Linked DNA regions of Homo sapiens: region 2 is linked to region 1. The links are chromatin loops, found by intact Hi-C in ENCODE. Cell type or tissue: mammary epithelial cell. All regions are shown on one strand.

Region 1 (2,500 bases):
GACCTCAAGTGTTCTGCCCACCTCGGCCTCCCAAAGTGCTGGGATTACACGTGTGAGCCACCACACCAGGCCACAACCTCACTTTTAACATCCTTTCTGGGATATCAGATTATCTCTCAAAGGAGTTGGCCACTCTCCTATCTTATCATCTGTCTGCCACCTTTCCCCTCTTGGGGTGTCCCTGGTATCAAAGCAAAGGCTTTGCTCTTCTCATTGCTCCAGGCCTGGGGCATAAGCAAAATGTGAGCTTTTCTTAAATTTGTCCCCGAATCCTAAAATCACTCTTTCCTTTGACCCTCCTTTCTCCAGCCTGAAAGAGGAGTCTCATTCACGGCCTTTGTGGGACATTCATTTCCCTACAAGAGATCTGCTGATTGGCCTGGGCTCGCTAAAGCTGAAAGCTGGAGCATGGCAGGAGAGGGTCAGGATCTCACATGCAACATCTTGAAACCCAGGGTCAAGGGTACCTATCACAGGTACATGGAATTCCAAATGAACTCCACCAGCTCCTAGGAGTGCCTGAGGAAGCAGAGGGTGGTCCAGGTGCTCAAGAAGACATGACAGCCGCACTTTGGCACAATAGGTTAAATGTGCAGGTGAGAGGTACAAGCTAAGACCCAGAAGAGACCAAGGTCCCCCAAGGAAAAAGTCCTCAGGCAAGGTGACATGTGAGCAGCCTGAGACGATTTTAGTAGGCAGAGTTTTTGATGAGCTGGGGAGCATATGGGAACACACAGGGTTGATTTCTGCTTCGGTTTTTATTCAGATTGTTTCTTCTAACCTAGATAGAATAAGCCTCCCCTCCTCCAAGACTCAGCTCATCCAGCATGGTGGCTCACATCTGTAATCCCAGCACTATAGGAGGCCGAGGTGGGAGGATCGCTTGAGCCCAGGAATTTGAGGCGACACAGCAAAACCCCATCTCTACTAAAGATTATAAAAATTGGCCGAGTGTGGTGGCACACACCTGTAGTCCCAGCGGCTGAGGTGGGAGGATCACTTGAACCTGGAGGCAGAAGTTGCAGTGAGCTGAAATCACACCACTGCACTCCAGCTTGGGCGACAGAGTGAGACCCTGTCTCAAAAACAAAGAATGTGAGTACACAATCGTTAAGTGCCCCACCTAGTTTTAGTTCTGGCTAGAGCATATGCTCTATAACCCTGTTGGACTCTTAAGGCAAAGGAGAGGTCCAGGCAATGACTGCATCCAGGCAAGGAAGCAGGCACGGCAGCTTGGGAGCCAGGAGTCAAGCCCCGTGGCGAGGGCATCTGACTGCAAGCCTTAGCACAGCCCAAGCAGGGTTATGTGCTCTCTCAAGAAACGGAACAGGAAGGAGGAGGAGACAGGGTCTGGTTTAGCTTTCAGGCTTCAAGTGCCACCTGCTGGCAAGAAGGCTCCGTGCAAGGGCTCATTGGCCCAGAGCCAGAGAAGGGGAGGCTGCGCGATTCCAGCCTAGACCCAGCCCTACTCCAGAAAATAGGCCTCCCCAGGGACCTGAGTCGCATGGAGTGGAGTGGAATGAACGGCCAGAGACGGATCATAACCATAAAGAGTGACACTGTTGGGAGGCCGAGGTGGGCAAATCACAAGGTCAGGAGATCGGGACCATCCTGGCTAGCACAGATTAGCACAGACTCTACTAAACTCTACTAAAAATACAACAAAAATTTGCCGGGCATGGTGGCACATGCCTGTAATCCCAGCTACTCGGGAGGCTGAGTCAGGAGAATTGCTTGAACCCGGGAGGTGGAGGTTGCAGTGAACCGAGATCACGCCACTGCATTCCAGCCTGGCGACAGAGCAATCTCAAAAAAAGAAAAAAGAGTGATACTAGGGATCTGAATGTAATTGCGCAAAGGAAAAGAGCTATTTATGCCCATGATGTATTGTTTGTTCTCTGTGTCCTAAGAATGGGAATTCTTCCTAGGAATTAAGAAGGTATAATTCACTCTCTTCATTCTACAACTCTACTGATCGCCTACCATGGACCCAAGCACTAAGCAAGGTTTTCAAGGAGTTTGCATTCTAGTGAGGAAAACAGAAAATAAGCCATAAAGTTAAGTACAGGCTGCTACAAGAACACTTAGAAGAGCAGGAGCCAGGCGCAGTGGCTCACACCTATAACCCCAGCACTTTGGGAGGCCAAGGCGGGCAGATCACCTGAGGTCAGGAATTCAAGACCAGCCTGGGCAACACAGTGAGACCCCTGTCTCTAAACAAAAAAAAAAAAAAAAATTAGCCAGGCATGGTGGCACACGCCTGTAGTCCCAGCTACTCAGGAGGCTAAGACAGGAAGATTGCTTGAGCCAAGGAGGTTGAGGCTGCAGTGAGCCAAGATTACACCACTGCACACCAGCCAGGGTGACAGAGCAAGACCCTGTCTCAAAGGCCATCTAATGCAGACTTGGGAGTTCAAGGCAGGCTTGCAGAGGAAGTGGCTTGGTTTTGTTTATTTAAAAAAGTGGACGGGCGCGGTGGCTCACGCCTGTAATCCCAGCA
Region 2 (2,500 bases), 470 kb before region 1:
CTGCAAATATTATACTGACTAAATGTTGGGGATTCTAGTGTTCTCATGATTCATTTTCTGGGCTTCTTTAGTTTTAGGCACCCTTGTAAATTTGCAGGATGCTCTTTCAGTGGTTGTTATGCTTACGAATTAATGTTTCTAAGGTTGAAATCAGAGCTCTATCAAACTAAACTTTATACAGAGGAAACATATCTAACAGTCAACCCCTAAACTAAGCAACCTAAACTGTAAATGCACAATACCGGGTAAGAGAAATGACAATAAGAGTTGTAAACACATCTCCCTCCACTACCATAAAAACAACAAAGGTTTGGATCCTGTCGCCAGTTTATAGCATCATAGACATTTACGAAGGATTGCATTGGTCTCCAAGCATCTGTTTATCCCTTCCCACATCAAAGAAGAGTATTGCAGTCCTATGCCTAAGTAGGGAAAAAGATAAGCAAGAGCAGGAGGTCTCAGACTTTGAGTTCCTTCTGTCTAGGCTCTGATACAACAAGAGGCTGGAGTGTTTGATCATTATCCATAATGTGAAGACCCAATGGTTAGAAAACACCAAAGATGGTGCTTCTGTGATCTTCACATTAACTATGTCCCTAGTTTTAACAGATAAATGAGGCTGGGCACAGTGGCTCATGCCTATAATCCCAGCACTTTGGGAGGCCGAGGTGGGCGGATCACGTGGGTTCGAGACTAGTCTGGCCAACATGGTGAAACCCTGTCTCTACAAAAAATACAAAAATTAGTTGGGCATGGTGGTGCTCGCCTGGTCCCAGCTGCTTGGGAGGCTGAGGCAGGAGAATTGCTTGAATCCAGGAGGCAGAGGCTGCACTAAGCTGAGATCGCGCCACTGCACTCCACCTGGGCGACAGACCAAGGCTCCATCTCAAAAATAAAAGATAAATGATCATTTAACCTATAAAGTCTTAATGGAACTTAGTGTTTCTTCTTGGTTTCTTCTCTAAACTCACTAGATTCTCATCCAAATTTTATTTTCCTTCTCCTCCTTTCTCTCTCTGACCCCTAAGCCCACCTTAACTGAAAGAGTATGGTTTATAAATTTTTGTGTCAGAGAATAGGAAACACTGAGCTAAGAAGGAAATAATATTAGACATAAAAGGTGGATTTGCTGAAACTCACCATCAGAGGGCACAACAGTGCTGCAATAAACAGCTCCCAAATTCTGCCAGGAAGCGATCCTCTGGTGTACCTAGAAAACACAAAAGATACATCTACTGTCAGAATGGAACAACAAACATATACTTATGTGTGTGTATATAATAAATATATACATATGATTACTTAAGTAATATGCATGCTTTGTAGAAAACTTTAAAAATACAGATAAAAGAAAATAAAAGTCTTTCAAACTCCTATCATCCTGAAATAATAGTGGTGAACATTTTGGTATGTTTTCAAGATTTATGCAAACACATTTACATATACAAACACAAGTATACATGTTACATTAAACAAAATTAGAATTATACAAATCATGTTTTATGTACTTTTAAAAACATTTAATATTGATTCTAGGTGCTACCAGGCCTCAAGTAAACTTTCTGGCTTTTTCTTCCTCCGGTTACCTTTCAGATCTGCGTCTCCTTCCTATCTCTTACCAGGTATGAGAGTTATTAAGTAGCTGTATCAAGAATTTACTATTATTGAGTAGGCATCTGGTCTTTATGTTCACTCTCCTTTTTAAAAAACCTGGAGAGGCAACCTCACTAGTTGAGTCCTTAATCACGACCGCTTCAGAGTGTTAGAAAAAATCACTCACACTCACATCCACCTCTACTACTTCCTCGAAGAGCAATCACTGTGGATGTGGATCTGGGACTCAGGTTCTCATAACTAAACCATGTTTCAGAATGAATACTGAATACATTTCTCACTTGCCAAATGCTTAATTTATTCCTTTGTATCTTTTACTTTCCCAACCCCAAAAAGTATCAAAGGAAGAGGAAGGGCAGGCATTAACTGAACAAAATCCAATATACCAGCTTCAGGCCTGACATATTCCATTCCATCAGCACAAAGAAAAATCATTTAGTATCTACTAAGCTGTATTAAGGTGTGCATTGTCACAGAGTCCTAAATGATTTTTCTTTGTGCTGATGGACTTTGTATGACTATCATTAATTTCCATCTCGTTTCAACTTAAAAGAGCATGCAGAAATGTAAGACTGACATTTATAAACAATTTAAATAAATAATTTAAAAATTACTTGAGACTTGGCTCACAGCTAGTTTCGTTTTAAATCTTTGATTCATTAGGAATTACTTCTAGTCAAAGTTACTAAGTAGAAATCTAACTAATTTCCCTCTAATGACAACATAGCTGTCCCATACAGTGAATAATACATCTTTTCCTTTCTTATTTGAAATGCTATCTTTATAATTTTCCAAATAATTACATGAATTTGGATCTACTTCTGAAATTCTATTCTGTTCATGCTCTAGTAGCCACATTGTTTTAACTAACATTCTAGTCTTATTT

Evidence for each region. Peaks named below come from ENCODE experiments on the same cell type or tissue, not always from the same donor. Only the 100,000 strongest peaks of a DNase experiment are listed, where the experiment ranks them.
Region 2: a loop joins it to region 1, with 18 times the contacts of the local background. A loop is called at or near these places in 99 of 110 quality-filtered maps.

The regions. Positions count from the first base shown.
Region 1 is chr10:72,363,339-72,365,838 of GRCh38, reverse strand. No RefSeq gene overlaps it. Among named protein-coding and RNA genes, the nearest start is that of DNAJB12, 9.7 kb to the right of the region's middle. In mammary epithelial cell, a CTCF peak has its summit at 1,383 (motif pointing left); DNase peaks (open chromatin) are centred at 1,378 and 1,848; H3K27ac peaks cover 1,423 bases.
Region 2 is chr10:72,833,069-72,835,568 of GRCh38, reverse strand. It overlaps MCU (mitochondrial calcium uniporter), which reads right to left. Exons shown (of 8, transcript NM_138357.3): 2 at 1,141-1,210. Among named protein-coding and RNA genes, the nearest start is that of OIT3, 59 kb to the left of the region's middle. In mammary epithelial cell, a CTCF peak has its summit at 1,157 (motif pointing right); no DNase peak of the experiment used is centred here.